Linked DNA regions of Homo sapiens: region 1 is linked to region 2. Evidence: chromatin loops called from intact Hi-C (ENCODE). Cell type or tissue: mammary epithelial cell. All regions are shown on one strand. Links, peaks and the distances in the headings refer to the core of each region. The heading gives the core; the rest is flanking DNA.

Evidence for each region. Peaks named below come from ENCODE experiments on the same cell type or tissue, not always from the same donor. Only the 100,000 strongest peaks of a DNase experiment are listed, where the experiment ranks them.
Region 1: it touches region 2 in a loop (16-fold over the local background); 4 of 110 quality-filtered maps call a loop at or near these places.

What each region holds. Positions count from the first base shown.
Region 1 is chr14:45,830,813-45,846,693 of GRCh38, reverse strand. No RefSeq gene overlaps it. Among named protein-coding and RNA genes, the nearest start is that of LINC02303, 120 kb to the right of the region's middle. In mammary epithelial cell, for the core only: a CTCF peak has its summit at 7,910 (motif pointing left); no DNase peak of the experiment used is centred there.
Region 2 is chr14:45,932,684-45,948,564 of GRCh38, reverse strand. No RefSeq gene overlaps it. Among named protein-coding and RNA genes, the nearest start is that of LINC00871, 120 kb to the left of the region's middle. In mammary epithelial cell, for the core only: a CTCF peak has its summit at 8,061 (motif pointing right); no DNase peak of the experiment used is centred there.

The DNA of each region.
Region 1 (15,881 bases), core at 3,359-11,358, 100 kb after region 2:
AGAAAGACAATAAAGACATCTACCACTTAAAGCCACTGAAGCACTGTAAGGGGTTTTTTGAAAGACAATTCTAAAATGAATGTTGCTGTTGTTTGAGCAATGGCCTATGTCACTTTCTGATATTATCCATAGAGAACTATCTCATAGTCAGGTTAAAGCAGACTGAACCCCACTTAAGCAAACATTGAATATTAAAGTTAGTCTAAGTTTAACTTATGCTGGCAAATACAGTTATGGCAAAGTGATAATTGCCAGATCACTAGAAATATCACATAACACACATATTTCCACCATATAACTCCTATTAGCAAAACAGTATATAACAGAAAATCTAAAATTAGAACAATTTTGCACAAGGATATAGAGTATGCATTCTGAATCCTTTTTATTTTGGATATCATATATTGGGCCACTACCAAATAAAATATTTTTTAACTTTTCTTCTTATTATTAACTGTATGCAAAATAAGGTACACAGAGAAACATGCTTAGCATGTGCTTACTACTTTTTGCTGCAGAGCTGATAACGGCATTTCTCGATAAAATGATGTGTTATGATAAGCTATAATACACTGCCTGCTAGAAATGGCCAATAATTATAAGAAAACATTTTCAGATTCACTATTAATCAGTGAAATGCACACTAAAACATATATTAGATGCTATTTTTCACCTGGAGAATTGGGGCATATTTAAAAGCTCAATAATACCCAGTGTTGGTGAGGGTGTAAAGAAACAAATATTCTTCTGCCCTACACTTGGCAAGGGAGGCAGAAATGGGCTACATGTCCAAACCTTTAAAAATATGTACACTCTTCTTCAAGAATTCCATTTCTGGAATTTTATCTAAAGAAAACAATCATTCAAGAGTTCAAATGTCTACTGCCATAGTATCGTTAAAAAGTAATAAAAATACTCAGGGAGTGGTGGCTCTTGCCTGTAATCCTAGCACTTTGAGAGGCCGAGGCAGGCAGATCATCTGAGGTCCGGAGTTCGAGACCAGCCTAACCAACATGGAGAAACCCTGTTTCTACTAAAAACACAAAATTAGCCGGGCGTGGTGGCGGCTGCCTGTAATCACCTGTATAAATTAGAATAATTTATAAAGTTAAATATTTACTTGCTTTAAATAAATGCATTAGCTATTTACCTCCCCTCTGCATCAATAAAATAAAAAAACTTCACCCAGAGGTGAATAGTTTGGACAGAACATTGTATTAAGAAACTTACTGGGAATTCCAAGGCTAAATAGTCTCTGCCCAGAGATCCTTAGGGATTTTTCCAGTCAGTTCCACTCATTAAATATATACTCAATATTAGGTGACAGATCCAGACCATTACCCATAAATCACCCATGCATTTGAAGAAGAGAGTGCCTCAGGAGCCTGAGGCAGAAGAATCACTTGAACCCAGGAGGCGGAGGTTGCAGTGAGCCTAGATTGCGCCACTGCACTCCAGCCTGGGCAACAAGAGGGAAACTCCGTCTCAGGAAGAAAAAATAATAATAAAAGTAATGCAGCCAAAAAACACATGAAGAAATGCTCATCATCACTGGCCATCAGAGAAATGCAAATCAAAACCACTGTGAGATATCATCTCACACCAGTTAGAATGGCAATCATTAAAAAGTCAGGAAACAACAGGTGCTGGAGAGGATGTGGAGAAATAGGAACACTTTTACACTGTTGGTGGGACTGTAAACTAGTTCAACCATTGTGGAAGTCAGTGTGGCGATTCCTCAGGGATCTAGAACTAGAAATACCATTTGACCCAGCCATCTCATTACTGGGTATATACCCAAAGGACTATAAATCATGCTGCTATAAAGACACATGCACACATATGTTTATTGCGGCACTATTCACAATAGCAAAGACTTGGAACCAACCCAAATGTCCAACAATGATAGACTGGATTAAGAAAATGTGGCACATATACACCATGGAATACTATGCAGCCATAAAAAATGATGAGTTCATGTCCTTTGTAGGGACATGGATGAAATTGGAAACCATCATTCTCAGTAAACTATCGCAAGAACAAAAAACCAAACACCGCATATTCTCACTCATAGGTGGGAATTGAACAATGAGATCACATGGACACAGGAAGGGGAATATCACACTCTGGGGACTGTGGTGGGGTCGGGGGAGGGGGGAGGGATAGCATTGGGAGTTATACCTAATGCTAGATGACACGTTAGTGGGTGCAGCGCACCAGCATGGCACATGTATACATATGTAACTAACCTGCACAATGTGCACATGTACCCTAAAACTTAGAGTATAATAAAAAAAAAACATTAAAAAAAAAAAGAAAAAAAAAAAGAGGTTTTATAAAAACTGGATGCCAAATGTTGTTAAATACAGCTCTATATCTATTAATAGAATAATAGATATTTTCTCCTCTAATTTGTTAAATATAATACATTTTATTTATTGAATTTTAAGTATTAAACCATTTTTGCATCCATAGAATAAGCATAACATGTTCATTATGTATGTTATTGTACTGGTTTTATTTTACTTCTAAAATCAGTCTGCTAATACATTATTGAGAATATTTAAAAAAAAAAAGTAATAAAAATAAAAGTAAAAAAAAAATAAATGCTCAATGTGAAAATGTGGGCTTCTTTTTTTTTTTTTTTAGTACTTATTTTTGCAACAAGATGTGTTCTTTTCCTACCCAGAAAAACAAATATTGATTTCTTTGGAAAATATCTGAGAAATACAATAGTAGTATAAAAATTGCAACAAAATGAAACAGGGGGAGAGAAAGCAAGAGAGAAAGGAAGGAAGAAAAGACAACCCACAACATTCTGCACAAGTTCTTTAAATCTTAGATTTTTTACCAAGGCATAATGTTTGTAAATGTGCCTTCAAAAATCCATAGCCCTTCTTCACTTAGAAGCATTTAGTACCAAATAGTTCATATTACAGCTGAGAGAGATTAGAGGCTTATGTCATGTATAGAAGTACAGGACCTGTGTCTCCCAATTCTCATATCCACTCCATACTACACAGACCCTGCTTTATCCCACTGCCCACCATCTTACTCACTCCAATACTTTCTAATTCGTTTCCTCTCTCTCTCTGTATTTATCTATCTACCTATCAATCCAAATACCTACTTACCTACCTACCTACTATCCACCTTGCTTTTTACCTACAGATCAACTTACCTATGTACTCTCTCCATCCATTTTCATTCCATCCCAGCACTGTTCCATTCCCCCACCTTCTCTAAAAAATTCATTTTGACTAAATGAATGAAATTGTACTTTCTAAAAAAAATTATAAGCACAATGTGAAACCATTGCAGCTGTCTGGTAGGAGGCTACCATGGTAAAATTATTTTATGAGAAGCATGTGAACTACAATGGGAACAGGAATAGAGGTGGGAGAGACCAAAAGAATCTGTCATGAGGCTACTGCAATTAACTAGTCATGTGTAACTTAGTCTGTTTGGGCTGCTACAACAAAATACCATAGACTGGGCATTTTATAAACATAAATTTATTTCTCATAGTTCTGGAGGCTGAGAAGTCTAAGATCATGGCATCAGCAGCTTTGGTGTCTGCTTTCTGCCTCCTAGATGGTTCCCGTTACTATTTCCTCATATGGTGGAAAGGGTAAGGCAGCTCTCTTGGGCCTTTTCTATAAGGGCATTAAACCCATTCATGAGGGCTCTGTCCTCATGACCTAATCGCCTTCCAAAGGCTCCATCTCCTACTGCCATTGTGCCTGGAGTTGGTTACTGCAGGTGGGTTCGTGATCTCACTGACTTCAAGAATGAAGTTGCGGACCTTCGTGGTGAGTGTTACAGCTCTTAAAGATGGCATGGACCCAAAGAGTGAGCGGCAGCAAGGCTTATTGTGAAGAGCGACAGGACAAAGCTTCCAGAACCTGGAAGGGGACCCAAGGGTTGCGCTGCTGGCTGGGGTGACCAGCTTTTATTCCCTTATTGTCCCCTCTCATGTTCTATTTCTGTCCTATCAGAATGCCCTTTCTTCAATCCTCCCAGCAATTGGCTACTTTTAGAATCCTGCTGATTGGTGCGTTTTACAGAGCGCTGATTGGTGCGTTTTACAATCCTCTTGTAAGACAGGAAAGTTCCTCAAGTCTCCACTCAACCCAGGAAGTCCAGCTGGCCTCACCTCTCACCATCACATTGGGATTAGGTGTCATTATATAAATTTGAGGGGAACATAGCATTCAGACAAGAGCAATAAGGCAATACGAAGAATGCATGACATCAATAAAGTTTGTGTGTAATCCACTTACATAAGGATATGAGGAATGCTACAAGGGGTTACACATATAGATAAAGAGATGATAATTGCCACCCCACTGGCAGTTTTTATCTAACAAAGTAGCAATAAAAATAACCACAGTTTTTTGTGTCTGTTATGTACCACAACTACAGCTGGACATTTCATTTTCTCTGTCTCCAACCTCCAATTTACAGAGAAAGAAACTGACACTACAAGAAATTATTTGCTTAAGATCACACAACTAGCAACTGGCAAAACTGAATTAAAATCCTGCCTTAAACTCAAAGCCTTTCTATTATATGGCAATTCCTTTCCATGAATTACACCAAAGGCTTAGAGATATTGATCCTCTGACTTCTTTTGATAATCTACCTTCCATGAAGAAATATAACAAGTCTTGAACTTCTATTTTATGTTTTTATTAATTTATTAATATTAAAGAAATATTTAAGCATGTACAATACTCATGTTCCTCAGGGTACTCAAGTTCACTATCTACTGGTAAAATTCCTATAGGGTCTAGCCAGTGCTGCATACATAGTAAGAATGAAATCACACATTTTTGTTTGGCTCATTAGCGCCTCCTTGTATTTACCTTAAAATCACTGGTTCAAGATTCAATCCAAATCCTAGTTTTGCCATTCTTTCCTATGCTTTTTTTCAGATTTACAGTTGCCATTGCTTATTTTCCACTATTTTATCTGAAATTCCCCCATTACCTTGGTTTTCTCAGTGACTTTTTCTTCATAAGCTTTGTGTGCCTTTTATTATACATCGGGACTAGAACTGCATACTACATTATTCTAACATGTCAAATTATATATATATATAAAAATATATATACACACATATACACATATACATACACATATATATGACATATGTTATATATATATATATATATGTTTTACCTAAGAGAAGACAAGTACAAGAAAATTCCTAAAACTATGTTGTATAAATACTTGAGACAGAATATAATTCAGCAGTCCAAGTATCAATTAGCTGTTTTATCTGGATAAAGATTAACTCTAAAATTTCAGTTATCTTTTCTGCCATAATTTGTACTGTGGTAAATATGCCCAACTCTCTTGCAACTAGTGTTCAAATTATGATTTAGTTTTTATTATTTCCATTAGACTACCTACAAGGACTTGAATTCTGAACTAAACTAAACTGGAGAAAGGTAGGCACAACACATCCATTTGCTGGTGTGGATTGTGGCAGAGGCAATATTTCTCTGCAGCCAGTAACTGTTGCAGCAACTTCCATATTTAACAAGAAACTGAGGTAGAAGCAGCAGTAACTTTGTAGTCCATTTCTATGGTGTGACACTTTGGGAGTCTATTTCTTCAGGTCAAAGATTCTATATTATATTTAATATTCAGTAATATATTCCTTTGTATTTAACCTAGCTACAGTGGACTCAGTTCTTTGCTACTAAATGTTTTTATCTGTATATTTAACTATTAGAGTAGCATATAATTCCTGAAATATTATTTAAATATTGTTAATTTTTTATGCTGCTAGCTATTTTTCCAAAATGAAAATTGGAAACAACTGACAGAAATCTACATTTAGAAGTAATTTTCTTTTCTTCCCAGAAGATATTCATTTCTTACTGAAGCTCCTTCTTATAAACAAGATCACCTTGAGTTTTTTTTGGGTATATGCTGAGATGGAATAGGATAGGGGCCATTCAGTCTGTTCATCAGAGGTGGGGGAGTGGAATGCAGAAGAATCCTGTGTCCCTTCTCAAGATGGTCTCTGGCATTATGAATAAACAATTAGGAAAATTTCAAAATTGACATGTGCTATTGCATCATGGTGCCCCTTTGCAGTGGATGTTTTCCACGTAGTCACTGGGAAGTCAAAAACAGCTTGGTTTGCAGAATCTTGAGAAATATTGCTCTGATGTTGCCCATAGCATTTTGGGAACAGTTTGTGCAACAACTTAAGTTGGACTCCCCAAAATAAACTTGTTTCCATGTGTATAGCAGTTATAAACACGAGCCTCCATCTAACCACCCAATGCAATCATTTTCAGAGTTCAGATACTATAATGGTTGTAACATTATGAGATTACACATCCTTCATCCTTAGTTTAGCGATGCTTGTCATCAGTAATTTAGTATTTTTTTTCTTCTCATGAGCTTTGCATGTTGCAACATAAACACTTTCCCATTAGCACTGGATAAATTCTAGGTGGATTCAGGCAGAGCAATAACCTTAGCACCAGGATTATCACTTAGATAAAGTGCTCTTCCAAATTACATCTGTCCTACTTGCTAAATGAAGGAACTGTCTAGTTGTCTAACTAAACCCTAATTTTAAAAGGTGTTTTCCAAAAAGAAATGGCACTTATCATTAGATGATCCTATCCATAGGTAAAGAAATAAAAGACATTAAAAAATATAAAAGCCATATCTAGTAAGAAAAATGGAAGCAAAACATATACTCAAGCCAGGTTTGAAATAGTGTTTACTTCAAACCTCTGTGTCTTCAGTGGTTATTTGGTGTAACTTATTTCAATTTGGGTCCAACAAACCCCTCTTCTTTCTTAGGCTATGGAGGTTGCTATTATCTGAATATTTGTGCCTCTCTAAAATATATATGGTGAAACTTTGGGGGTGGGGATGTTGGGAGGTGATTAGGGCTCCGCCCTCATGAATGGGATTAGTGTTCTTATAAAATAAGCCAGACAGAGTTCATTTGTCCTTTCTACCATGGGGGGACAGAGCTAGAAGGAGCCATCTATGAAGCAGAGAGTAAGCCTTCAGCAGACACCAAATCTGATAGCACTTTGATTTTGGACTTCTCAGCCTCCAGAACTATGAAAAATAAATTTCTGTTGTTTTTAAATTACCCAGTCTATGGTATTTTTTATATCAGCTTGAAAAAAGTAAGATAGAAGCATTAATGGGTACTTAGAGACCTGTCTTTGGTGAAATTTGTTAACTGTTACAACACCCCCACCAGCATTAAGAAGAAGGAGAACAAGAAGAGTAGAAGGAGGAAGAAGAATAGGAAGAAGGAAAAAGAGAGAGAAAGGGAGGGATAAAGGGGGAATGCAAAGGAATTTGCTTCCTTGAGGAGTCCAACACTAACAACAAGCCTGTATCACTTGAAGTATATCAAACCCTGAAAGAGTAAAACATAATCATTTAAATATTTACAGGCACAAGCCTGGTGATGGACAGGCCTGGCTGATCCTCGCTGCTTGTAGAACCACACTGACATGTGGCTGGAACCTCTGAAACACCAAGACGTGCACTTCCATCTGTTAAAGCCTACATCCCAGTTCATCTCTGACCCTCATGAATAAAACAAAGGAAACGCACAGATGAAGCAGTAAGTGCCTAGGTTATTATGAATGACCTCAAATTAGAGTTATAAAACAAGAAAGTATTTCTCTATTTGAGGAGTATTGTAAATCCTGTGCAATATATCGTTTCATTCCTTCAGTTTAGTAGAATCTGTAAATAAGAATTGGGCCCTGCTCTGTGTGAGCATTTTTTGCATCACTGATCAGAAAACAGGATTTGCACTTAACCTAGTTACAAGACTTAAAATATTCTAGCTACCTATCCAGACACGTACTTTAAAATGCTCTGAAATTCTGCCATCTTGTGGGAATTTAGAAATACAACAAATGACTAGGTTCAAAGTTTCATGCTTTACATAATTTAAAATGCTGTACCATTGTAAGCATGAATGAACAGGCCTTTAATAATAGCATCTAACATGCCAACAAAAATTTGATTTTCCTTATTCTTCTTATTCCATATTTAATAAAAAACAAATTTCAGTTACCCTTAACTCCATTTATCTGGACCAAGCAAATTCATAATTTGAAATAATTTAGACCTGGTAGGAACTTAAAATGAGTTATAATATTTTCCCTATTTTTTCTTATATAGTTGGTCCCTGAGCAACACAAGTTTGAACTGCATGAGTCCACTTATATGCAAATTTTTTAAATAAATATCTTGATTTTATTTGGAGATATGTGACAATGAGAGAAAGCTTGCAGATGAACTGCATAACCTAAAATATCAAAAAAAGAGAAAAAGTTAGATATGTCAGAATGCATAAAACATATGTAGATACTAGTATGTTTTATCATTTGCTACCATAAAATATACACAATTTGTTATAAAAGTTAAAATTTATCAAAGCTTAAGCACACAAACATAGACCATACAAGGCATCATTCACAGTCGAGAGAAATGTAAAAAAATGTAAAGATGCAGTATTAAATCATAACTGCATACTATGAAGTCTAGTGCATACTCTACTACTGTAATAATTTTGTACCCACCTCCCAGTGCTATTGCAATGGGTGAGCTTAACTGTGGGAAATATCTGTAAAATACTGTGTGACCCTAATAATCATCTCTGTGTAAGCAGTTAGTCTCTCCAGTAAATTGAATGACACAGTAAAAACTGACATCTTGCAGCTCTCGTGCATTTTTCATTAGTGCAATACCATAAATCTTGAATAATACCATGGAACCCATATGAAGTGCCACTAGTGATGCTGAAAGTGCTCCCAAGAAGCACAGAAAAGTCAAGACATTACAAGGAAAAGTTGAATTACTTGGTATGTACCATAGATTGAGATTTGCAGCTGCAGTCCCTGCTATTTCAAGATAAATGAATCCAGCATAAATACCATTGTAAAAAAAAAAAAAGAAATTTGTGAAACCATCACTGCAGCTATGCCAGCAGGTGCAAAAATCTTGCAGTTTTGGGGAAATACCTTTTTATCTCATATTGAACATGCAGCTTTTATGTGGATACAGGATTGATATAAGAAAGGCATATCCATAGGCTCTAATATGATTCAATAAAAAGTGAAGTCATTATATGACAATTTAAAGCAAAAGGAAGGTGGGGGATCTAAAGCTGGAAAATTTAATGCCCACAAAGGATGGTTTGATAATTATAGAAAGAGATTTGGCTTTAAATCTGTCAAGATATAAGGAAAAGCAGCTTTTGCTGACAAAGAGGTGGTAGACGAATTCCCAGATGGCATTAAGAAAATTATTTGAGGAGAAAGGATATCTGTCTGAACAGGTTTTTAATTAAGATGAAAGTGCCTTATTCTGGGGGAAAAAAAGCCACGAAGGACATTTACTAGTAAGGAAGAGAAGTGAGCATCAGGATTTAGGCAGGAAGGAATAGACTAACTCAACTGTTCCGTGCAAATGCAGTCGGGACTACCCTTATCCTTAAAGCTGCTAATCCTTGAGCCTTGAAGGGAAAAGATAAAGACCAGCTGTCAATCTTCTGATTGTACAACAGGAAGGCCGGGACAAGAACTCTTTTTCTGGATTGATTCCGTTGATGCTTTGTCTGTGAAGTCGGGAAGCAGGAAGTACCTTGCCAGTAGAAAACTCCCTTTTAAAGTCTTTTGATATTGGACAATGCCCCTTGCCACCCAGAACCCCATGAGTTCAACAGCAAAAGCATCAAAATCGTCTACTTGCCCCCAAACACAAGATCTCTAATTCAGCCACTAGATCAGGGGGTGATAGGGATCTTTAAGACTCATTACACATGGTACTCTATAAAAAGGATTGTCAATGCTATGGAAGATAATTCTGATAGATTATGAAAGTCTGGAAAAATTATATCATTGAAGATGCTATTATCATTATAGAAAAAGCTGTGACAGCCATCATGATCAAAACAATAAATTCCTACAGAAAAAAACTGTCCAGATGTTGTGCATAACGTCACAGGATTTATGACAGAGACAATCAAGGAAATCATGAAAGAGATCGTAGATATAGCAAAAAAAAAATGTGGGTGGTGAAGGATTTCAATATATGCATCTTGCAGAAATTCAAGAGCTAATAGACACCACACCAGAGAAATTAACAAAAGACAACTTAATGGAGATGAGTGCTTCCAAATCGATGCCACACAATAAGGAAGAAGATGAAGAAGAAGCAGTATCAGAAAACAAATTGGCTCAGACAATCTGGCAGAAGGGCTCCATTTATACAAGATGACTTTTGACTTCTTTTACCACATGGAATCTTCTATGATACAGGCATTGATACTAAAGTAAATGGTTGAAGAAGGATAGGTACCACACAGAAATATTTTTAGAGAAATGAAAAAGCAAAAAACTCAGACAGAAATTAAAATGTATTTCTGTAAAGTTATACCAAGTGTGCCTGCCTTTCCTACCTCCCCTTCCACCTCCTCCACATCTTCTGCCTCTGCCACCCCGAGACAGCAAAACCAGCCACACCTCCTCCTCCACTTCCTCCTCCTTATCCACCTCCTCTTCAGACTACTCAATGTGAAGATGATAAGGATGGGCCAGGCGCAGCGACTCAGGCCTGTAATCCCAGCACTTTGGAAGGCCGAGGCGGGTGGATCACCTGAGGTCAGGAGTTCGAGACCAGCCTGACCAATATGGTGAAACCCTGTCTCTACTAAAAATACAAAAATTAGCCGGGCGTGGTGGCGCTCTCCTGTATTCCCAGCTACTCGGGAGGCTGAGACAGGAGAACCGCTTGAACCTGGGAGGTGGATGTTACAGTGAGCCGAGATTGCACTGCTGCACTCCAGCCTGGGAGACAGAGTGAGACTGGCGAAAAAAAAAAAAAAAACGAGGTGGTAGAAGGAAAACATTAGGCACAGCTCTCCTACCAATATTACTGAGCTGTGATAATATCTGTGCAGTAACCTGTGGACAGCCTCATGGCTAGTGGAAAAGAAGCACCTGGAACCCATTAGAGGCATTCATCATCTTCATAAAACCTGACCCCAAAGCAATTTTTAATTTGATGAGATTACTCCCAATATCATAGGAGGTGTACACCCAACTGTGATATTGTTCTTACTGTCCAGGAGGGGAGAGGATGATATTACTTCCAATATCGCAGAGGGTGTACACTCCTATGTGATACTGTTCATTCAACCCAGAAGGGGAGAGGATGATATTACTGCTAATATCGCAGAGGGTGGACACCCCACTGTGATATTGTTTGTATTATCCTGGGGGGGAGAGGATGGTATTACTTTCAATATCGCAGATGGTGTACATCCCTTTGTGATATTGTTCGTAATATACAGGAAAGGAAGGATGATACTACTCCCAATATCACAGGAGGTGTACACCTTCTGTGACATTCTTCATAATATCCTGGGGGTAAGAGGATGATATTGCTCCCAATATCGCAGGGGGTGTACAACCTTCTGTGATAACACCCTTCTGTGATATTGTTTGTAATATCCGGGGGGGAGAGAATGATATTACTCTTAGTATAGCCAGTGATGTAAACCCTTTTTTGTGATATTGTTCCTAATATTGAAGGGGGGAGAGGATGATATTACTCCCAATATTGCAGGGTGTGTACAACCCCCCGTTATATTTTTCATAATATCCTGGGGGGAGAGAATGATATTACTCCCAATAGCGCAGGTGGTGAACACCCCCACTATGATATTATTCTTAATATCCAATGCGGGAGAGGAAGAATTTACTTTCAATATCGCATAGGGTGTACGCCCCCACAGTGATATTGTTCCTAATAACCATGAGGAAGGAGATAACATTACATTCAATATTGCAGGGGGGTACACCCCCCGTGATATTGTACCTAATATTCAGAAAGGGAGAGGATGATATTACTTCCAATATCTCAGCAGGTGTTCACCCCCTATGTGATATTGTTTCTAATATCCAGGGTGGAAAAGGATGATATTACTCCCAATATTGCAAAAATGTACACCTCCCACTATGATCTTGTTCATAATATCCAGTTTGGGAGAGGATGATATTTCTCCCAATAATTCAGGGGATGTACACACCCCTGTGATATTGTTCCTAATATCCACGGGCGGAGAGGATGATATTACTCGCAATGTCGCCAGGGGTGTACACCTTTTCTGTGACATTGTTGCTAATATCCAGAGGTGTAGAGGATGATATTACTTCCAATATCGCAGGGGATTTACACCACCCCATAACATTGTTATTAATATCCAGGGAAAGAGAGGATGATATTAATCCCAATATCGAGGAGGGTGTACACCCTTCTGTGATATTATTCCTAATATCCAGAAAGAGAGAGGATGATATTACTTTCAATATCATAGAAGGTTTATGCAACTCTTTTATATTTTTTCTAAAATTTAAGAAGAGCGAGTTTAAAGCTAGGGGTGTACACTTTCCCTGTAATATTTTTCATTATATCCAGGAGGGGAGACATGATATTACTCCAAATATCGCAGAGAGTGTTCACACCCCTACGATTTTTTATAAAGCAGAAGGTGTACACTCCCTGTGTGATATTATTCCTAAAATTCAAGAAAGGAGAGGATGATATTACTCCCAATATCGCAGGGCATGTACAACCCCAATGTTATATTGTCTTTATTATTCAGGGGAGGAGAGGATGATATTACTCCCAATTTAGCAGGGAGTGTATGCCCGCCCCTGTGATATTATTTCTAATATTCACTAAAGGAGAAAAGGACATAACTCCCAATATCTCAGGAGGCGTACACCCTCTTTGTAATATTATTCCTAATATTGAAGAAGGGAGAAGAGAATATTAGTCCCAATATCGCAGGGGGTGACACCCCTCCTGTGTTATTGTTCCTAATATCCAAGTGAGGAGAGGATGATATTACTCCCAATATCACAGGGGTGTACTCCCCCCGTGATACTGTTCATAATATTTAGGGGGGAAAAGGATGATCTTAAGCCAAATATCGAAGAATGTGTACACCCCCTCTGTTATATGTTCTCTAATATTCAAAGGAAAAGAGGATATTACTCCCAATATTGCAGGGATGTACAACCCCCCTGTGATATTGTTTAGTTTATAATATTTAAGGGAGGAGAGGGTGATATTACTCCCAATATCGCAAAAAATGTACACCCCCGTCTGATTTTGTTTCTCACATCCAGAGAGAAGAAAAGGATATTTCTGACAATATCACATGGGGTGTAAAACCTCCAGTGATATTGTTCATAATATACAGGTGGAAAGATGATATTACTCCCAATATCGATGGTCGTGTACACACCCTCTGTGATATTTTTCCTAATATCCACAGGGGAAGAGGATAATGTTACTCCCAATATCACAGGAAGTGTACACGCCCCCTGGAAAATTGTTCCTAATATCCAGGGAAATAGACGATGATATCACTGCCAATATCCTAGGGTGTGTACACTTCCCCTATGATATTGTTCCTAATATCCAGTGGGGGAGAGGATGATATTGCAGGGGGTGTACACACGTTATGTGATATCGTTTCTTATATCCAGGGAGAAAGAGGAGTATACTATTCCCAATATCACAGGGGGTGTACTCCCTCTTTGGTGTATTGTTCCAAATATCCATGGGAACAGGGGATTATATTACTCCTAATATCACAGGAAGTGTACACGCCCCCTGGGAAATTGTTCCTAATATCCAGGGAAATAGAGGATGATATTAATGCCAATATCCCAGGGTGTGTACACTTCCCCTAATATCCAGTGGGGGAGAGAATGATATAACTTCAAATATCACAGGGGGTGTACACCCCTTGTGTGATATTGTTTCTTATATCCAGGGAGAAAGAGGATGATACTACTCCCAATATCGCAGGGGGTGTACTCCCTCTTTGGTATATTGTTCAAAATATCCATGGGAAGATGGGATTATATTACTCCCAATATCGCAGGGAATGTATATCCCCCCCAGTAACATTTTTCCTAATATTCGGTTGGGGAGAGGAGGATATTACTCCCAATATCACATGGGATGTAAGATGCCCCTGTGATACTGTTCCTGCTATCCAAAGAAAGAGAGGATGATAGTACTCCCAATATCTCATGGGGTGTACACTATCACTGTGATATTGTTCATAATAACCAGAATGGGAGAGGATAATGTTAGGCCCAATATCGCATGAGGTGTGCAACCCCCCTTTGATATTTCTCCTAATATCTAGATGGGGAAATGATGATATTACTCCCAATATTGCAGTGGTTGTTACCCCAACCGAGATATATTACCTAATATCCAGAAAGGGAGAGAATGATATTACTCCCAATAGAGCAGGAAATGTACACCCCCTTCCCCAGGATATAGTTTTTAATATCCAGGGATGGGGAGGACATTACTTCCAGTATCACAGGAGGTGTACACCCGCCTGTAATATTGTTCCTAATATCCAGGGGAAGGAGCGGATGATATTACATTCAATGTCGCAGAGGAGGTACACCCCTTTCTGGCATTTCCTAATACCTAGGAGGGGAGAGCATGATATTACTCCAAGTATCGCAGTGGGTGTACACGATTCCTGGGACATCGTTCCTAACATATAGGAAGGGAGAGGATAATATTACTCCCAATATTGCAGGCGGTGTCTACTCCCCACCCCGTGATATTGTGCCTAATATCCAGTGGGGGAAAAATGATACTACTGCCAAGATCTCAGAAAGTGTACACTCCTTTTGTAATATTGCTTCTAATATCCAAGCGGGGAGACGATAATATTACTATCAATATAGCAGGGAGTTTACACCCCCCACTGTGATATTTTCCTAATATCCGGGGGGAAGATGATTATATTACTCTCAATAACGCAGGGAGTGTACAACCCCACTGTAATATTGTTTTGGATATTCAGGTGGGGAGAAGATGATATTACTTTCAATATCATAGTAGGTATGCACCCCCACCCTGTGATATTGTTCCTAATATCCAGAGGGAGATAGGATAATATTACTCCCAAAATCCCAAGGGTTGTATAACCCCCTCTGATATATTTCATAATATTCGGAGGGGGGGGAGATGGTAATATAACTCTCAATATCGCAGTGGGTGTACACACGCCTGTGATATTGTTTGTATTATTTCGGTTCACAGAGGATTAAGTTAATCTCAACGTCGAAAAAGCACCCCCTCTCAAGACACTATTCCTAATAACCATGAGAAGAATGGTTGATATTCTTTCTAATATCGCAGAAGATGTAAACCCCCTCTGTGATATTTTTTCTAATATCCAGAGAGTGAAAGAGGATGTTATTAAACTCAATATCGCAGGTGCTGTACACTTTACTGTGATATTGCTCATAATTTCGAAAGGTGGAGATAATATTACTCCCATTATTGTAAAAAAAAAAAGCTGTGTAAAAAGCCTCCTGTCATATGGCTCGTAATATCCAGGGGGCGAGGGGGGTGATATTACTCCCGATATGGCAGGAGGTGGACACACCTCTGTCATATGGCTCATAATATCCACGGGGCGAGAGGGGGGTAATATTACTCCCGATATGGAGGGAGGTAGACACCCCCCTTTCATGTGGCTCTTAATATCTGGGGACGAGATGGGGGTGATATTACTCCCCATATGGCGCGGAGGTGCACATTCCCCTGCGATATTGGGGGTAATATTATTCTCTCCTCTCCTGGATATTAGAAACAATATTCCAGGGGCGGGCGGTATAGCTTTTGTGATATTCAGAGTAATATCCTTTCTCCCTTTGATTTATAAGAACAATATCACAGTGGGGGTGTACAACTCTTGCCACATTGGGAGTAATATCATCCTCTTCTTCCCTGGATAGTAGAAACAATATCACAGG
Region 2 (15,881 bases), core at 3,282-11,281:
TGAGACTAACCACTCTGCCCAAACTTACCTACTGCTTCTTTTTGTTCCTTATCTAGAATACATAGCATTTATCAGGTACAGTAGAAAAAAATTAAAAAGCCTCTTCTAAATTATTTTATACCACACTAAATTATATCATATTCAAACCAGTACATAGATAGGAGTCCTCAGAAATCTTTCCCAAATGCACTTTTGTATTTTTTTAAGTTAGCAGTTATTACCATCAAATGAATATTTTGAGAGTTATATCTTTGATGTGTACTCATGATTTACCTTAGTGCTATGAAAATCTGGATGATAGCTTTGTTCCCTGGATTCTCATTCTGTATAGTTGCCTAATTTCTGTTATATTTGCACTGCAAATTTCACCATCATGTAATGAAAAGGCATTATACAAATTCCCTCTAGAAATTAAATAGGAAAGCCATGCTTCCACAAACTTGGCATATTTCTTGCAATTGATGTCTACTAACACAGTGCATTTTAAGCCAATTACTCTAACAGTTCTCAAAGAATGTGTTTGAATATCATCACTCTGCATTATTCTCAAGAGCCAGTCTTTATGTACAGAGACTACATACACTCTTAAACAACAGATGACTTAGGTGGAAGACGAGCCTGTCATAAAGTGTCTGCCACCTGCTTTTGCCCATCATTATTCCCTTAATAGCTTACTACCTGTGGGCATATTGAGCCACCAAAGAGAAGCGTCATTCCCAAAAGTATCACCACAAACACAATACTTATGAGGCCGGCATAAGAAAGCCAGCTGAACAGCATTTCCCAGTACACTGCTGCAATATGTCATTTTTGAAAATGCCATGTTAGTGGATGTGACTTTGGGAATTGACTTAATAATAACAATAAAAATGGATGGCACTTAGCAAGGAAAGTGTCTTTCATCCCAAAGGGCCCACAAGTGCTTCAGACTCAGAAATGCGGTCAACTCTAAGAAGGGCAATGGCACTCAGCACAGTAACGAAAGCTCAGGAAATGTTCACCAAGGAGAGCTATATAAGCTTTCAACTAAAAGAGATATCATAAGCTTTTTATTTTCCACGTAGAGTGATATAACCTTGGATTTTCATCCTTTCAGAAGGGTGCCCAAATATCAAAAATAGGCTTTTGTGTCTCACTCTAGACAGAAACTATTGACTGGTAAGGAAGATTGACCCTGCAGCTCTGGAGCTCAGGCTTAGAAGGTATCAAAATGGATCCAAACCACCTTGGCATACTTTTTACTACCCAGGATCTCAATGGAGCCACCCTATTAGAGATGTACTGTTAAAATGTAAGCCAAGTGGGTTTCTACTTGAAAGAGAGGTAATGAAGGTTGAATTGCTGAGTAAATCTGACCCTCGCAGACCTTGTTTCACAGAAAAGGTTTCAATCATGCTGGCTAATGGCTTTCTGATCTTGCTGAATGAAACTTCCACAGTTGGGACTGGTGGACTTCTTAGGTTCATTTATTACATGCATGTATAATGCTGGTTATGAGAATATATTCTCTGATTCATACCAAGAAATATTTGTGCACAAGTGATTGTAAAGAGTATTTTTTTTCTTGAACCATGAATACTTTTTTTTCTCTTTAATATAAGCATGCTGTTAGAATTGATGTTTGGCCAATTTTATCTGAAATTACTGTGATTTAGTACAGACTCCCTTAGTACCAGAATGACTTTGCCATTTTCCCCTCTGGCTCTGTTGATAACCACAAACTACCCACATTTAGTAAATTCCTTTGTTAAGGCTTGACTTCTCCCAACTGATTTTAAGATATCAGGATTATTCCATTATTTCAGCAAAATAATAACTTATTTTTCTTCCCTGCCCAGTTCCTATCTCATAAAATTTTAAAAAGTCCATCCAATGCCTTTTCTCCCATGATAAATTTTCTTTATGAAAATTTGACTATTGGTAATAGAACGGGCATTTCAAATGGTTTGCCTCCTAGAGTAACACATATATGATGCCCATACAACGGTTATTTTTTTTTCTGTCTTCTGACACTTCACAGGAATTTTCCCTCTAAAATTGACAAAAGCTAACACATGGGAATAAAATCCCCATGACCCAGAAGCCTCAAGTTTTATGTGCTAGTATAGCTCCAAACTTAGCTGGTCCTGGATCTCATCCAAGACCTACTGAATGAATATCTCTGGAACAAGGGACCTTTATTTTCAACATTCTCCATAAGGTGTGTTGCATCAGTTAAAATTCTTATGTGAATGCTAGCAATAAAAACTCGAAATAACTGAGGCTCAAACACAATAAAGATTTGCAGTCTTCCATTTTTCTTTTAGAAGTTGTGAAGTAGGAAATCCCAAATTGGTATAGAAATTCTAAAAACTCAGTGGAGCCCAGTTTCCTTCTTTCTGCTCTACCATCTTTAATCATGGCTTCCATCTTCAATGTTGCTTCATGCTCCAAATTAGCCGCTTGATACTTTTTTCTTTTGCGGCAAGAAACAGGAGAAAATTAGATGAAGAAAAAAATGAAGCACTCTCAAGTTGAGGGATTGCCCTTGAAGCAGCCTTCTCAGCATCCCAGAAAATACTTATGCAAACATCTCCTAACCCAGAGTTTATATAAGATACTTCACCCAAGATACATTGCCTCATTCTTGGATGCCTTCCTACCCCAAATAAAATTGGGTCCTATTTCTAGGGAAGATAGAGGGAGCGGACACTAATATGTATCTCTAGATTGGCAACTGATAATCACTGCTCCAAATTCTCAACAGATTTGAAAATTAGTGCTCTAGCCAACTTAGCCAACAATGATTAATGAATTTTCTACCATAAATTGTTACGTAGTTGAATCAAATAATATGAAGACTAATACTAACTAGTACTAATTGAACACTTATGATTTTTCAGGTAGTGGCCTAAAAGCTTTGCATGACTAATGTAATTTAATCCTCACCCAAACACTATGAAGTAGGTTTTATTATTAGCCTCATTTACCTGAGAAGAAAACAGGCACAGAGAGGCTTAATAGCTTGTCCAAGATTACACAGCTACTAATTTGTAGAAGTCAGAGCCTCAGATAGCCATCAGTCTACACAGCCTTACTTAGTCCCAAATTACACACATTTTTCTTATGATAAGCACTGCAAAAGTTTTGAGCATTTTTTATATAGTTATAACTAAGGCAGAGCAAGTTTATTGCTTTTCTAGGCACCAGCTATTTGCTGCCTTTGCAACCTTCATTTTGCAACCTCAAAAGAGACAAAATTGTAATTTATCTTGGTAGAAAAAAATTCCCCTAAGAAAAACTGACAACCTTATAGAGTTATTAAGATATTTCCATGTCAAAATACTTTTTATCCCACAGAAACTGCTTTTTGTAGCAAAATCCCTAAGGTGAATCTGCCAAATTTACTTAGGTTTGTAATGCATGCTTTCTTACCACTTCCATATTTGTGAAATCTTTTTTCACAGCATATGAAGATGGACCTGAATATAGCAGAATTGGATGTTACTGAAAAACTCAATGGATTCAGTCCACTGTGGCTATTAAATGAGTTTTATAAGAGAACATAGGAAAGTGCAATTCCATTATCACTCACATGGAAGCCTTCACAATTGCAGTAGATGGAACCCAATAAATATTTTTGTTACATCAAGTGTGTATGACTCATTACATGTAACATAAGAAAAGTTTTCAATCTTGGATATGTTTCTCTGTCACTAAAATCTTTGTGTGATCTTGGGGAAACTGTGTAACTTCTTGAGCCTCAGGATAATCATTTATACAATGTAGATTTTGGTTAATTAGCTCCAAGTTTTCTTCAATTTCCATAATTCTGTGTTTCAGTGACCTTCCCTTAAGTAATTTTATATTCTACAATGATCTATACACTGTCTTAGAGTAGTGAGGGCTCAGTGCTTATTGGACTGTTGGAGGGGTGGATGTTTGGGAGAATAAATGAATAGAGATGGATGGAGACATTAATATGTATGTGAGCAAAGTAGTTTTTCCACCCCAGAAAAAAATTATATTAACCTGTAGCCTTTAAATTTTATCCCTTAACAAGTAACATCCTTACAAATCAGCTTTATATCTTAAATTTTTTATTATGGAAACTATTAAACACAGGAAAAAAATAAAACAATAGTACAATAAATATCAACATACCCATCACCCAACCAACAGAATTAACTTGCTGCCATCCTTTATTTATACCTACCAACATTTCTGCATTAAAATAAAGCAAATCTCGGGTATATCGTTCACTCATAAATAAAAATTAAAATAAGCCATTTTGATGATAAAGTCTGCTTTCTAAGTCTACTATAGAAACTGAAATATTTTACCCAATTAAATTGCTGATAGTTCACCTAATATTTTGTGTTTATTTTTGCATGTACTTAGAATCTTAATGTTTAAAAAAATCCTTGAAAACCAAAACTTTTATACAGCATTTGATTTTTTCAGATGGTTATTAGACGGGTAAGAATATTTAGCCTCTAAATGGCATCAGGCCTGTAGATAGGCCATTCAGTTACAGCATAAGCAGAAGGACAGACTGATAATGATTTAGGAGAGGAAAGGGGAACAAATCCCTGAATCAAATCTCTATGACTTTTTTTACTTGATTTAAATTCCAGGCCCTAACCATAGCTATATACAATTAAGTTCCACATCCAACTTATATGCATGCACACACACACAAAAACCCCTTTGAGCTGACTATAAATAATTCAAATTTGTCTACTTTTTGCAATTGACCATATTTCAGCTCCTATTTATCACCAAGGAAAATAAAAAAATTAACTAAACTTTCTATGTCTACAAGTTTTTTTCCTTCTCAGCTCGTCTGTATCCTTCTCCATCTATCCTTTGTTAGGATGCTTTTACTTGCAGTCCCAAATTTTGGATCATATTAGCTAACCATTAAAAGCATGTCTATGTCCCCAATAAATTCAATCATTTTTAATTGATTTATAAACAGTTTTTTTTAAATTTACTCCTTTATTTCTCCCTGAACATATGAGGATTAGCACAATTTATATAAAATTAAATGGACTTTAATTTACATATTATTGTAGGTCAAACTTCCTGATCCACCCCATATTATATTCCCACTCCTAAGCAGACTATCTTCAACATTTCTTCAAGAAATGCTTCTCAAAAAATGCTAGTTTTCTTTAGCAACCTGTTAAATGAATGAGGAGAAGGAGAAGGAAAGTTTCATTTGAAATGGATTAATTCCAGCTGTATCGAAAGTAGAATCAAATGAGAAGGTCAAAATTATAAAGTATTTAGCAGATAATACAGGATAGTATCTCCATGACATCACTGTAGAATTTTTAGATAAGATCCCAAGTTATGAACCATAAACAAAAAGATTAATAAATTTGCCAAATGAAAATTAAGAACCGTTCATCAATAGACCATTAAAACACAGGTAACACAATGGAAGAAGACGGTTGCTAGACTAGTTCTAAGACTTAGTATTCAGAAAAAAACAAAAATACGTCATTAGTAAAACCAATCCAAGCACCCCAAAAGAAAGATGGGCCAAAGACATACACAAGAACACTTAAAAAGTGGAATTCTACATGACTTAACACTTGAACTAGGATTCAATCTCACTACTAATCAGGGAAATAATAATTTTGTTTACAAACTGGAACTCTGATAAACTGCTGGTAGGAGTGTAAACTGGTAACTCCAGTTTGGAAGACAGTTCAGTACATATAGTAATAATGTTAAAGATAAGCATTTTCTATGACCCTTCAATTTCATTCCTAAGCATTTGCCTTAGAGACATTTGTATATGTGTGTGCTAGGATACACATATATATGTATACTTATAGGCTGTGTAAATGTTCAGAGCAACATTTATGTTTTTAGTTCAAACCAGAAACAATCTAAATGTCTACTAACAGGTGCATGGATAAACCTACATGGTGATGAAAATGAAATAACTATCTCTAAATGCGACATCATAGATAATCTTACAAACACAATACTGAACTAATACAACAACATACAAAAGAATATATATATTACATATACTATACATATGTAGTATAATTTCATACATTATACACATATAGTATAATTATACAAATATAGTATCATTTCATTTATATAAAGTTCAAAAATAGGAAAATGGCCCACTTTGGGTTTAGCTGCTATAATATTCCATTTCTTGACCTGGAGTGGTGATTATCTAATTTACTTAATAACTACTTGCTAAACTGTGTATTTGTTTTATGCTCTCTTTAGTTTGCATGTCTTATTTACAGTAGAAATTGTAAGTTGACCTGAGATTCTCCAAAATATGCTATTCCTTAAGTAGTGATATCCACATGAGGTCATGAGTCTTAACATTTTTAATTTAAAACCTTAAATATTGTTTTCTTTCTTACTATATTAACATACAGAATGGCACAAAGGAGACAAGATTAAACAATCTTAAATACTTTGTTATATTTTCTTCAGATTGATCCATTTAAAAAAGAAATATCATAAATGCAGCTAAAGTTACTCTCATCCATTTATCTTTGCTCCCTTATCCGAAGAAACTATTTTTTTAATGGAAGAACATAATTAGCCTGTATTTTATTTAATATGTACACACATGTATTTGTAACTATGAATATTTAAAACTTTTCTTAAAATGCATATAAACTGTAACATATAGTTACGTTTTGCAACTAACTTGATCATTTCAAAATTATCTTTTTATTTCTTATGTATTTTAATGAATGTTCTAGGTTATTTTTTCCTTTTTGACTATAATACTATACATTCTATTGTATTAATAGAATACAGTGTATTAATCCATTCCCTTATTGAGGAACAATTTGTTTTATTCTACTTGTTTGCTATGACAAAGAATGAAGCATCAAAAATTTCCTGTGTATGTCTGTTTGCATACCTGGATGAGAATATGTTGAGTAGAATATTTTTTTTAAAAATAGACATTAAAATAAAATTTAAATAATTCATAACTTTACCAATAGAAATAATTGCTTTAACTATCTTTATATATCTCACTCTTTTCCTACAGACGCAATGAAATTGAAAAACCGTGTAGCACATATACACCTATGGTGGGGTTTTATGTCCTGCTTTTTACTTATGATGAATAGCTTCACATACCATAGAATATCCTTCAAAAACATGTTCACCAATGGCTACATGGTGTTCTCTTGTACAAATGGACCATAATTTATACAACCATTTCTCATTGTTGTATGTATCTGTTTTCAGTTATTCTGTTCTCCCTCCAGTTTCTGATACTCTAGCCAATCTAGTTTTCTTTCAGTTATTTACACATACCTACTACTCATTTCATGCATCACTGCCTGCAATGAACTTAATGTTTGTGTCTCCCCAAAATCCATATGTTGAAACCTAATTCTCAGTGTGATGGTATTAGATGGTGGGGCCTTTGAGAAGTGACTAGCTCATGAGGGTGGGGTCCTCATGAATGGGATTAGTGCCCTTACAAAGGAGACTGCAGAAAGCTGCCTAACCCCTTCCACCATGTGAATACACAGCAAGAAAAAGGACAGAAGCCTACCTTTGAGGAAGCAGGTTTTCTCCAGACACTGAAATCTGCTGGCGCCTTGATTTTGTACTTCCCAGGCTCCCAAACTATGAGAAAATAAATGCTGATTACTTACAATTCATACACCTATGGTGTTTTGGTTATAGCAGCACAAATGGACTAAGACACAGCCTCTGCACACGTAGTTCACTCTGCTCTTTCCTACAGTTTTTATGTGGCAGATTTTCTTCTCATTACTGAGATCTCAATGTTACTATCCCTTGACCAAGGAGGCATTCTCTGTTAGCTCCTTCTAAATTATTTTCTTTTTCATGCACTTATCTGACCAAATAATATCTATCAGACAGTGTAACTATTTTTTATACATCTTTATCTCTCCATGACAGCAAGGATATGGTTGTTCTTCATCACCTTCAGTGTTGAAAAAGTTAGGTACCACACAATTATAAGAAGTAAATTCACATTGTAGTCATAGATTTGTATATTTATTACAACAATGTTCCAGCAGATGGCCATAAAGTATCTTGAAAAAGAGGATTCCTTTTTAAATTTCAGTCAGTGTTAGCTTTGGGCTACTCAAAAATTATTAAATGAATGAATGAACTCATTATAACTTATTGATTATCTCCAACACCAATGTTTTTTGTTTTCTATTCTAGAATTCCTCATGTTGCCCTGGTGTTTACCACACCAGATGAGTCCAGGGAGTACAAGCATAGGTCCTTTGTGACACTTGATTTGAGGGCAGTAATTTGACATCTACAGAGAATGAATGAAACATCATGTATTTTTGACACTGAAAAATTTAAATCCTAAACAACCATAAACATTTAAATAACTTTGTACAAATAATTTAAATAAACAGGTGAGTAACATGTGGTAAAATAATCTTAAGAATTCTGTATTGTTTTCAAAAGACTGAGAGTACACTGTGCTTTTTTGAAGGGATTATTTTCATACTAATTATCTAAAAATTAAGCTTTATATTTTACCAAAAAAATTGAAGATTAGTTACCATTGAAATCACAAATGCTTCTAGTTCCGAGACTACTATGCCCTGACACTTTTGTAGACCACAAGAATCTACTCCATTTTCATTAAAGCAAACATCATATTATGCTTGTAAAGTCAAGAATAATGAAAGTATATTTGGCACACTAAAATAAGCCTCCTCTATGTCTGACAGTATGAAAAAATAAACCTTGGCAGCTGCATTTCAGCTATGATAGAAACTTTCTGACAGGTTTCCTCTCTGTTGCTCATAAGAAGATGACTTAAATGAATTAATGTCAGGTGGATTAGTAAGATTCTGTTCAAACTGACAGAAGATCATGTCTGTACAGCTACTTTAAAATCTTAACATCAGTTTGAAGAGCAGAAGAATTTCACATATTTGAGACTGAATTTTTGAACACCAAATATATTTTTTAGAAAAATTCATTACCTTTAATTTAGGGAGAGGAGGTTTCAATTCAGTCAAATATAGCGCTAGGGCTATCTGATAAAATTGGATTGTAGGTTATGTACTTATGCAGTTGCACTCTTACCTTATAGTCTCAATTTATTTGGACCAAATGAAATGAAATAGCAGCAGTCCGTGTCTAATAAAAAATTTGGTTACCTGAAGTCATATAGCTAGTTTATTTTAGGGTCAGAAGCATAAAATTTGCCTATGTACTAGTACAAAATTTTATTTATTTCAGAGCATTTACAATGGCCAATGGGCACCAAAGGACAAATAATATACCAGTAGATATGGAATAATTATAGTTATTAATTTTGAAATAATTATATTTAACAATTTGTGTGATGCTATTTACATCCAATCTTTAGGATTTCTATATGACATTTAACTTAAGCAGTTTTAGAAAGTCATGTGACATGATTAGAGCTACATATGATATATTGAGCTACAGTGCATATAATAAATTAGAATGAGAGCAGATGGAAAATGGGAAGCCAATTTGGAGGCTATTATAATAGTCCAAGATAAGATAATTGGGGAAAAATTATAGCGAATAAGAATAGGAATTGATAAATCACTGATATAGCAAATAATAAATAATGTTCAAATCAAAGGGTTTCCCAGAGTATTAGGAACAGAAACCATGAGGTACTAGGTTAAAGAGTGGATAGGATGTGGGAAAATTAAATTGGTGACTCTGAAATATTGTCCAAGACTTTCAAAAAATTAAATGACAGTGAAAAATAGGAAAATATATGAAAGGTAGAGGAAAGTTTGTGTAAATTTTTATATGAAATGATTGTTGGCAGGTTAGTAGAACAAGAACTTGACAAGACAAGAAAAGTGGATAGATGATAGTGCACGTCATTTGGAAAAAAAACGGTTATTCCCTTCTATCGAAGCTATAAAAATGACAATGAAAAAAATAAACAAGATAAATACTAGTGGAACTAATATGGAGAGAAAGTAGCTCAGATGATCCAAAGGCTAATGTCTTCCGCCTTCTCTGAGAAAGAAAAGGAAGGTAACCGTGAAGTAACAAAACATAGAAATAGAAAAGAGGAATTGAAGAGAGCAAAAATAATTTAAAACATCAATACACATTAGGCGCTTCCTTCTCAACTTGATGTAGTATATCACACCATAATCAGTAACATTTTCTGTAGATACAGCTCCTCATATATGAAGAACAATGACTGTGGAAGAGACTCAAAGCCTCCAATAATGCTCCACTCTTGGTATTCACACTCTGTATAATACTCTCCCCTTTGTGAGTAGGCAGGACTTGTGACTTGTTTCTAATGAATGTAACTAAGGTGATGAGATAGCTCTTCCATGATTATGTTACATAAGACTTCCATCATTCTAATAATCTCTCTCTCCTGCTGACATTAATGAAGCAAGCTGCCATGCAGTAAGGCTGCCCTACGGAGAAGTATACTTGTTCAAAAACTAAGGATGGCTTATCTCTCTTAGCTCATCAATTATGTCTTTAAGTATTACTTTAGTGGTTATTCTAAACTTCACCATAGACATTTTTAACTAATCTTAGTCCACCTTCAAATAACACTGCTCTGTTCGATGTGTATTGCAGGTACCTTACAGAGTATCTCAATTCCTCCCTTTCATCTCTTCTGATGTTGTCGTTCATTTCACTTATTCATATACGATAATCACCCAATACAGTGTTACTATTATCACTTTTAGTAAGTTGTTTTTAGATCAATTAGGAATAAAATTTTCATCTTTCTTTCTTTCCTGATGCCTTCCTTCTTTATGTAGATTTGAGCTTTTGATATATCATTTTCCTTCTCCCTGATGAACCTCTTAACATTTCTCCCAATGCAGTTCTGTTGGAGATGAATTCATTTAGTTTATGACCCTCCGAAAGGTCTTTATTCCTCCTTCCATGCTAAAGGATAATTTCAGAAGACACAGTATTCTAGGTTGGTAATATTTTTTTCTTTCAACACATTAAATATTTTACTCCACTCTGCTCTTGTTTGTGTGATTTCTGAAAAGTAGTCTAATATAATTCTTATTCTTTTAAAAAAAACTTGTATTTTAGAATTGGGGGTATACATGCAGGTTTGTTACAAAGGTATATTGCATGTGGAGCAATATACTGAGGTGTGGAGTCCAGATGAATCCATTATTCAGGCAGTAAGCATAATACTCAATAAGTAGTTTTTCAGCCTTTGCCTACCTCCCTCTCACCACCTTGTGTATTCCTCAATGTCTATTGTTCCCATCTTTATGTCCATGTGTACCCAATGTTCAGCTCCCACTTATAAGAACATGTATTTGATTTTGTTTCTGCCTTAGTTTGCATGGAATAACAGCTTCTAGCTGCATCCATATTGCTACAAAGACATGATTTCATTTGGGCATGGCTATGTAATATTTCGTGGTGTATATATACCACATTTTCTTTGTTTAATCCACCATTGATAGGCAACTGGGTTGATTCCATGTTTTTGCTAGTGTGAATAGTGCTGCAATGAACATGAAGGTACATGTGTCTTTTTGGTAGAATGGTTTATTTTCCTTTGGGTATATGCCTAGTAATGGGATTGCAGGTCAAATGGTAGTTCAACTCTTAGCTCTTTGAGGAATCTCCAAACTTCTCTAGACAGTGGCTAAATTAACGTACATTCCTCTCAATGGTGGGAATGTAACGTGATCCATTTTCTCTGCAGCCTTGCCAATATGTCTTCGTTTTCACTTTTTAACAAAAGTCATCCTATTCAGACTGGCGTGAAATGGTATCTCATTGTGGTTTTGATTTGTATTTCCCTTTGATTAGTGATAATGAGCATATTTTGGTATGTTTGTTGGCCACTTGTATGTCTTCTTTTAAGAACTGTCTGTTCATGTCCTTTGTCCACCTTTTAATGGAATTATTTGGTTTTTGCTTGTTAATTTAAGTACTTTATAGATTCTGGACATTAGACCTTTGTCACTGCATAGTTTTGTGAATATTTTGCCCATTCTGTAGGTTTTCTGTTTACTCTCTTGATAGTTTCTCTTGTTGTGCAGAAGACCTTTAGTTTAATTAAGACCCACTTGTCAATTTGTATTTTTGTTGTAATTGTTTTTGAGGACTTAGCCACGAATTATTTGCAAAGGCCAATATTGAGAAAGGCATTTCCTAGATGTTCTTCTAGGATTTTTATAGTTTGAGGTCTTACATTTAAGTCTTTAATTAACCCTGAGTTAATTTCTGTTTATGGTGATAGACAGGGTACCAGTTTCACTCTTCTACATATGGATAGCCAGTTAGCCCAGCATCATGTATTGAATAGGAATTCTTCCCTATGTGATCATCTCAACAGACACAGAAAAAGCTTTCAATAAAATCCAACATCCTTTCATGTTAAAAACCCTCAACAAAGTAGGCATCAAAGGAATATACCTCAAAATAGTAACAGTCATCTATGACAAACCCACAGCCAACATCACACTGGCCAGGCAAAGGCTGAAAGCATAAGCATTTCTTTTGAGAACTGGAACCAAAAAGGATGCCCACTCTCACCACTCCTACTCAACATAGTACTGGAAGTCCTAGCCAGAGAAATTAGGCAAGAGATAGAAATAAAAGGCATAAAAATGGAGAAAGAAGTCAAAGTGTATTATTCTATTTTCATGCAGCTGATAAAGACATACCTGAGACTGGGCAATTTACAAAAGAAAGAGGTTTAATTGACTTACAGTTCCATGTGGTTGGGGAAGCCTCGCAATCATGACAGAAGGTGAACAGCATGTCTCACATGGCAGCAGACAAGAGAAGAGAGCTTGGACAGAGCAACTCCCCTTTTTAAAACCATCAGATCTCATGAAACTTACTCCCTATCACAAGAACAGCATGGAAAAGACCTGCCCCCATGATTGAATTACCTCCCACTGGGTCCGTCCCACAACACTTGGGAATTCAAGAAGAGATTTGGGTGGGGACACAGCCAAACCATATCATTCTGCCCCTGGCCCCTCTCAAAGCTCATGTTCTCACATTTCAAAACCAATCATGCCTTCCCAATAGTCCTCCAAAGTCTTAACTCATTTCAGCATTAACTCAAAAGTTCACAGAGCATCTGAGACAAGGCAAGTCCCTTCTGCCTATGAGCCTGTAAAATCAAAAGCAAGTTAATTACTCCCTAGATATAATGGGAGTACAGGCATTGGGTAAATACAGCCATTCCAAATGGGAGAAATTGGCCAAAACAAAGGGATTACAGGTCCCACGCAACTCTGAAATCCAGTGAGGCAATCAAATCTTAAGGCTCCATAATGATCTATTTTGACTCCATGTCTCACATAAAGGTCATGCTGATGCAAAAGGTGGGCTCCCATGGCCTTAGGCAGCTCTATCCCTGTGGCTTTGCATATTAGCCCCCATCCTGGATGCCTTCATAAGCTGGTGTTGAGTGTCTGAGGCTTTTCCAGGTGCACAGTGCAAGTTGTCAGGGGATCCACCATTCTGGGGTCTGGAAGACGGTGGCCCTCTTCTCACAGCTCCACTAGGCAGTGCCCCTGTAGTAACTCTGTGTGGGGGCAACAACCCCACATTCCCCTTCTACACTGCCCTAGCAGAGGTTCTCCATGAGGGCCCTGCTGCTGCAGCAAAATTCTGCCTGGGCATCCAGTCATTTCCACACATCCTCTGAAATCTAGGCGGAGGTTCATAAAACCCAACTATTGACTTTTGTGCACTCACAGGCTCAACACCATGTGGAAGATACCAAGGCTTGAGGCTTGCACCCTCTGAAGCCACGGCCTGAGCTCTACATTGGCCCCTTCAAGCCATGGCTAGAGCAGCCAGGAAACAGGGCACCAAGTCTCTAGGTTGCATACAGCACGAGGACCCTGGGCCCAGTCCACAAAACCACCTTTTCCTCCTAGGTCTCCGGGTCTGTGATGGGAAGAGTTGCCATGAAGACCTCTGACATGCCTTGGAGATATTTTCTCCATTGCCTTGAGTATTAACATTCAGCTCCTTGTTATTTTTACAAATTTCTGCAGCTGGCTTGAATTTCTCCTCAGAAAATGGGATTTTCTTTTCTATTGCATTGTCAGGCTGCAAATTTTCCAAACTTTATGCTCTGCTTCCCTTAAAAAACTGAATGCCTTTAACAACACCCAAGTTACCTCTTGAATGCTTAGAAATTTCTTCCACCAGACACCCTAAATCATCTCTCTCAAGTTCAAAGTTCAACACATCTCTAGGGCAGAGATATATTCCACCAGTCTCTTTGCTAAAACATAACAAGAGTCACCTTTGCTTCAGTTCCCAACAAGTTCTTCATCTCCATCTGCAATCAGTTCAGCCTGGATTTCATTGTCCATATCATTACAGAATTTTGCTCAAAGTCATTCAACAAATCTCTATGGAGTTCTAAACTTTCCCACATTTTCCTGTCTTCTTCTGAGCCCTCCAAGTTGGTTCAACCTCTTAACCAGTTCCAAAGTTGTTTCCACTTTTTGGGGTATTTTATCAGCAATACCCCACTCCTGGTACCAACTTACTGTATTAGTCCATTTTCATGCTGCTGATAAAGACATACCTAAGATTGGACAATTTACAAAAGAAAGAGGTTTAACCAACTTACAGTTCCACATGGCTCAGGAGGTGAAAGGCATGCCTCACATGGTAGCAGACAAGAGAAGAGAGCTTGTGCAGGGTTTTTTAAATTCCCCTTTTTAAAACCCTCGAATTTTGTGAGACTTATTGACTGTCACAAGAACAGCACAGGAAAGACCTGCCCCCATAATTAAATTACCTCCAACTTGGTCCCTCCTACAACAAGTGGGAATTTGAGATGAGATTTGGGTGGGGACAGAGACAAATCATATCACAAACTATCTCCCCTTGCTGATGATATGATTCTATACCTAGAAAACCCTAAAGACTCACCAAAAGGTTTCTAAATCTGATAGAAAACTTTAGTAAGGTTTCAGGATACAAAACCAATGTACAAAAATCAGTAGAATTTATGTACACCAATAATGTTCAAGCTGAGACCCAAGTCAAGAATGCAATCCCATTTACAATAGCCACAAAAAGAATAAAATACCTAGTAATTTTTATCCTTGTTCTTTTAAGGTGTCTTTTTCTCTGGCTGCTTTCAGGATCTTCTTGTTTATCTTTAGTTTATTGGAATTTTGTATGATATGCCTAAGTGTAATTTTTGTTATTAGTTCTTTGGTTTGTTTGTGGGGGGCATGTATGCTTTTTGATGATCTCTAAACTTTTTGGATCAGTGATTTAATGTCTGTCATTAACTTTTAAAAGTTTCTAGACTTTATTTTTTTGAGACACTGTCTGATTTTGTTGCCTAGGTTGGATGCAGTGGCATGATCACAACTCACTATAGCCACGACATCCCTGGGCTCATGTGATCCTCCCACCTCAGCCCCCTGAGTGGTGGGACTACAGGCATATACCACCATGCCTGGCTAATTTTTTTGGTGGTGGTGGTGGTAAGTTTTTTTTTTTTTTTTTTTTTTGTGTGTGCCTTGGCAAAGATGGGGTTTTCCCATGTTGCTCAGGCTGCTCAGGAACTCTTGGGCTCAAAGCAATCCTCCTGCCCTGCCTCCCAATGTGCTGGGATTACAGGCATGAGTTACCTTTCAGACATTTTTACCTGAAAAATTTCACTGCTCCTTTGTTCTCTGCCTGTTATACTAATTATGCATATGTTACACCTTTTGAAGTTTTCTCACGGTTCTAGAATATTTGCTTTTTAATTTTTTAAATTTATTTGCATATTTCAGTTTGGGGAAATATCTATATACTTAATTTTAAGCTCACTGTATCCTCTGCTATGTCAAATCTTCTAATGAACTCAAAGGCATTTTTTATTTCATCTATATATGTATTTTTAA